Linked DNA regions of Mus musculus: region 2 is linked to region 1. A link is a loop called in an ENCODE intact Hi-C map of the cell type or tissue named here. Cell type or tissue: heart. All regions are shown on one strand. Each heading gives the region's core, and the rest is flanking DNA. Links, peaks and the distances in the headings are about the cores only. Region 1 has its middle 28 kb from the start of Gm39392. Region 2 has its middle 1.9 kb from the start of Sost.

The links. Peaks named below come from ENCODE experiments on the same cell type or tissue, not always from the same donor. Only the 100,000 strongest peaks of a DNase experiment are listed, where the experiment ranks them.
Region 2: it touches region 1 in a loop (4-fold over the local background); 25 of 42 quality-filtered maps call a loop at or near these places.

The regions. Positions count from the first base shown.
Region 1 is chr11:101,811,930-101,814,734 of GRCm38, forward strand. No RefSeq gene overlaps it. Among named protein-coding and RNA genes, the nearest start is that of Gm39392, 28 kb to the left of the region's middle. In heart, for the core only: a CTCF peak has its summit at 1,521 (motif pointing right); a DNase peak (open chromatin) is centred at 1,512; H3K4me3 peaks cover 351 bases; H3K27ac peaks cover 512 bases.
Region 2 is chr11:101,967,533-101,970,337 of GRCm38, forward strand. No RefSeq gene overlaps it. Among named protein-coding and RNA genes, the nearest start is that of Sost, 1.9 kb to the left of the region's middle. In heart, for the core only: a CTCF peak has its summit at 1,500 (motif pointing left); DNase peaks (open chromatin) are centred at 979 and 1,549; H3K4me3 peaks cover 582 bases; H3K27ac peaks cover 498 bases; H3K27me3 peaks cover 736 bases.

The DNA.
Region 1 (2,805 bases), core at 271-2,770:
CCTGTAGCTACGTGCACCTGGGCAAGCCACTTCACTTTCATGAGCATTCGTTTCCTTTGTAAAATGAAGATCTTTATCGTCTTCTTCACAGGGTTGCTTTAGCGAGTGTAGTACCATAACTGGAAAGCAGTAGGGACTTGGAAGTAGAAAAAAAATCTTAGAGGTGGGGAGATGGCTTACTTGGTAGTGTGCTTGCTATATAAATATGGGGACTTGAGTAAAAAAAAAAAAGCTGGCTGCAGCGGCTGTTTGTACCTTGTCACGGTTTGTATAAGTGGCACTATTAGAAGGTGTGGCCCTGTTGGAATAGGTGTGGCACTGTGGGTGTGGGCTTAAGATCCTCACCCTAGCTGCCTGGAAGCCAGTCTTCTGCTAGCAGCCTTCAGATGAAGACGTGAAACTCTCAGCTCCTCCTGCACCATGCCTGCCTGGATGCTGCCATGCTCCTGCCTTGATGATAATGGACTGAACCTCTGAACCTGTAAGCCGGCTCCAATTAAATGGTGTCCTTTATAAGACTTGGCTTAGACATGGTGTCTCTTCATAGACGTCAATAAAACCCTAACTAAGGCACACCTGTAACCCCAGCAGCGGGGACGGGGAGGAGGGAGGAAGGATCCCTGCCAGCCAGCGCAGCCCAGTCAGTGAGCTCCAAGTTCAGTGAGGGACCCTGTCTCAAAAAAGCCAAGGTGGACACTGGGGAAAGACACAGGACGTTGACCTCTGGCCTCTATACACATGGGCACATGGGCACCACAAAAGGGGGATAGGATTTTTAGAATCACATTTGCTTGTTGGTTTATTTGTGTATGTGTGTGAAAGTGGGTGTGGGTTTGGATGCATGTGTCATAGCATTCATGCGGAGGTCAGAAGACAGCTTGTGAGAGTCGGCTCTCTCCTACCACGTAGCTTCCTCAGCCAGAACTTAGGTTCTTCATGCATGCTCAGCTCTAAGTGCCTTTACTCACTGAGTCATCTCACCAGCCCAAGATATAATATTTTATTTGCAAAAATAGACACCCTGTGCTGTAAACTGTTAACACTTTCTTTGGGAAGTGGTGGTGTTGAATCCAGGGTCCAGAGCCTCAAACATACCGAGGTCCCCACTCTTCCACTGAGCTACAACACCAGTCAGAGAGCGGTTTAAAACAAAACCAAAAGAAAGCAAAAACAGGGCTGCAGAGATGGCTCAGTGATGGGTGTATACTACTCTTGCAGAGCAGTTTTTAGACTCTGCCTACAGGATTTGGATAGAATTCCTAGGCCGTCTCTCTCCTTCCCACTGGGAGGCTCATAGCTACCCGTCTCCAGCTCCAGGGCATCTGATGGCTCTAGCCTCTACAGGCACCTGCATGTATGTGCACATACCCACACGCAAACATATATAATTAAGATAAGATAAAAATTTAATAATGTAATTAACAACAATAAAAACCTAGAGTCACTTAGCTGGTGGAGGAGAAGTGAACGCCCACTCGACCCAGAAGTCTCCCCTGTAGTGGAGTGTTGCCGCCACCAGGTGGCAGTGTTGGCAAGCACACTGCTTCTCTAGCAGCTGCCAGGCCGGAATAGGAAGAGTTTTATTCCAGTTTCAACTTTTATTTAGAATGGAGATACCTTAATAGACCATCTAATCCCACGTGTCTTCACCTCAGAAGATGGGCAGCCAGAGATGGGGAAGATCTCTGCCCAAGATCACAGCGTGTTGATAGCAGAGCTCTCTACCTTAACATCCCTAACCTCAGGCACTCAAGGAACGGTTTCCATATCAGCTCTGTCTCTCTGTCTCTCTGTCTCTCTGTCTCTCTGTCTCTCTGTCTCTCAGTCTCTCTCTCCCCCCTGTGTCTCATGCATCCTCCGGCCTCCACCTCCAAATTTGAGAATTACAGGAAAGCACTGCTATGCTTTCGCAGTGCTGGGGTACAAAGCCAGGGCTTCCTTCAGGCTAGTAAGCACTCTGCCAACTGAGCTATGCCCCCAGCCCTTTCTTTTCCTGCTTTTTATGGGACGGGCTTTCACTATTTAGACTGGAATTCACTGTATAGACCAGGTGGCCTCAAATTCACAGCAATCCTCCTGCCTCAGGCTTCATAGTGCTTGTGGAACATGTGAGCTACTACTTCAGGCTGGTGTTTTAAGACAAGAGTCTGCTATTCTTTTGTAGGATGGATGACAAGGGCCTCTATCACACAGTACTTGTGTAGAAGGTTCTTGGGCCTGTTCTTGGGCTCATTCGGTAAGGGTGCTTGCTGCCAAGCCTGACACCCGAGTTTGATCCCAGGGACCCACATAATGGAAGCAGAGAATTGGCTTCCGCAAGCTGTCCTGTGACCTCTTCAACTTCATTGGGATATGCGCCCTCCATCCACAGAATAAATTAAAATGTAATTTAAAAAAGAAGGCTCTGCGTGCAGCTTGGCGCCCTAACTTTTAATCCCAACAGGGTCATAATGTGTAGGCGATTATACCTAGTTCAGCGGGGACCACTGGGATCTAGAGGGAAGCACTTCACCTTGGGTTACACAGTATTTGCTGAGTCTGAGCGTTTTGCTCTTTGGGAGCTGGTGGGGTTGGGTAGGAGAAGACTGATGTGACCCACCTCCGTGGTTTGTAACCTCTGAAGGGTCCTTTGTCCTGCACGGGAGAGTAGTGCGGAACAGCAAGCTCTGCGCAGACTCCGAGCCTCCTCACCCGCTCCCCCCTACAGCAGCTCCCCATGAGTTCCTTTCCAGAGCACTCACTGAGTAGGTTGCTAGTGGAAATGTGGTTTTCAAATTTGGGAAATCTCCATTAAGTCCTTTTATT
Region 2 (2,805 bases), core at 191-2,690, 160 kb after region 1:
CACCCACCCAGAGGCAGAAGGATGCCTTTTTGGGGGGTTGGGGGCAGATTCTGGGGACTCTAACCTAGGGTCTCACGCTTGCTGTGCAAGCACCCTACTATTGAAGTATGACCCAGCCCTGGGAAGGATGCCTTTAAAGGAATCCCATTGACCCCAGCTCCACATTGCTCAGCACCTACAATTCTGACCAAGGAGATCTCTCTTGAATTTCTCTTCAAAACCAGTGGGAGAGGCAACCACCAGGCAAGAGGGACCTGGGCTCCATTACATGTGATTCTTAGCCAGGGAACTCATGGTGACTTATAGGCTGGTGTGCCAAAGGCAGTTCCTTCCCTGGCCAGGCTTCTTGCGGCCAACACAGAATTTCATTTCTTAGCAAAAAATCATTTCCCTCATTATTTCTTAGCTTATTACATTACCCCCCCCCCCGTGTGTCTGTGTGGGTGCATGGGAGACCTGAGGAGGTGTCTTTCTCAGTCATTCTCCCAAGTTATTCCCTGAGACAGGATCTCTGACTGAGACATTTAGGTTAGGCTGGCTAGCTGGCCAGTAAGCCCCCAGAATCCACCTGCCTTTCCCCTCAACTCTGAGGTTAGAAGGTTATTTTTCCACATGGTTGCTGGGGATTCGAACTCATGTCTTCATGCTTGTACAGCAAGCACTCTTACCATATCATCTCCCCAGCCTCTTATGGTATCACAAACAGCTCTGGGTCCTAGATGTAAGATCCAAGGGATGGATATATATATATAAATCAGAAAGCCATCTCAGGTCTATCTAAGCACAAAGAAATCCAATGCTCAGCCTGCAGTAGCAGGAGGGCCATGCCACAGGGAGAAGGAGAGGAGGGAGGGTTCACACCTGAGGTGCAAAAGGAGGAGGGGCTGGCGGAAGCTGCACTGAGACAGAAGGTTGGAGGACTCCCCAGCCCTGGAGGAAGACTGGGAAGGAGGCTGTGGTCCGCCTAGCCCGCTGTGGTATGCTAACTGGGTAATGAATCAGTGTCGTCCACCTGCAGAGCTTCTGCAAGGCTCTGCCACCTGCCTCGACTTGTAAGTGGCCGGTCCATCTGTGGCGATCTGCCTGGGTCCTCCTTTTCATCTTCTGTCACCCACACATCAATGCAGCTGCTCTGACAGCTTTACAAGGCAGACAGAAGTCCCCTCAGGAAGGGGACTCTGATACCTGCTTCCTAAGTCAGTTTCCTTCGGGGCAGACAAAACCAGCTGTGGCCATTGTTGGGGGTGATCTATCTCTCCTACCAGAGCTGTGAAGTTGTTAGAAGCTGGCCCTTTTGTCTGTGACCTCCAGTCTCCTTTTCCCCTGCTCTGGAATGTGGACTGTTAACCCTGTCTGGGCCAGAAAGCTTTCCTATTGCTCCAGACTTGGGAGAGGGCAGCTCCTGGGCCCGGGATTCTGTGAGCACCATAATGGTTCTCACAGCACCACCTGCTGATGGGAGATTATGCTGGCCACCTTAATGATGCGATCTGTCCTTGGAACACTTCCGCCACCTGCTGGACGTAACAGGAAAAATCAAGCGAGCAGAGAGTGGCCAGGCTCTAGATTTTGTTTATTTGTTATTTTATCTGTAATTGAAGTAGTGTCAACAAGAAAAAGGGTATACAGAGAAACTGAGCTTACCAGCCTATCTCTCTGGACCCTCCTCGGCCCATGGGTAGCCCTGCCTTTTCACAGGATGGCTCGTGGTGCCTGCCGTCGTGCCTGCCTTCTGTTTGGGGGCCTGGTTTGCTCGGTTTGGCTTTTTTTTTTTTTTTTTTTTTTAAGATTTATTTATTATATGTAAGTACACTGTAGCTGTCTTCAGACACACCAGAAGAGGGCATCATATCTCGTTACAGATGGTTGTGAGCCACCATGTGGTTGCTGGGATTTGAACTCTGGACCTTCGGAAGAGCAGTCGGGTGCTCTTACCCACTGAGCCATCTCACCAGCCCCTTGGTTTGGCTTTTGTTGTTTTCTTTTTTTCTTTTTCTTCATTTGAGGTTAAGTCAGTAATCGATGCTTTTACTCAACACAAAACCCTTATCATTTCCCAAGGTTAAGCTGCAGTCAAGCCCCAGGGTCTCAGTGGATCCCTATTGACTGCAGTTTAGATATTTCTGTCCCCCACCCCCACCCCCACCCCATGCTCTCAGCGAGGCCGCTCACTATAAACACTCTTGTGTGACATAATGGGTTTGCTGTTTGGTTTGGTTTGGGGACGACGGTCTTGCTGTACAGCCCCAGATACCTTCAAACTCGCCATCCTCTTGCTCCAGCTTTCCAAGTGCCCGTGGCTATAGGTGCACACCACCACACCTGGATAGGTTTTTTGTTTTTTAATTCTTCTTTTTTTTTAATATTTTGAGATAATTGTAATAGACAGTTCTTGAAATAATTCGGAGGGATTTTATGATCTCCCTACCCATTTCCCCTCCACAGCTCACCAAAGATGCCAGTCCAGCACCACAGCCAGGACGTGCAGTGCGCCGACGCCGACACACTCACATCCATCCTTACTTACCTAGGGCTCTCTCATGATGCCTGCGGCACGTGCTCATGCATCCGCTTCTACACGACCTTACCACGAGACTCGCCTGTCCGCCTTTGGCCCCAAGGATCTGCCCTGATGTCTTTTTTCATTATTTCTTTATTAAAGTTTTTGAAACAGGGTCTCATGCACCACAGGCTAGCTGAGGGCTAACCTTGATCACCTCCCGGAGGTGGAGATTAGAGGTAGCTGTCACCACAGCCCGTTCTTTCTGTCGCTTTTTGATGGAGTTGTCCACATGTCTCACTCAC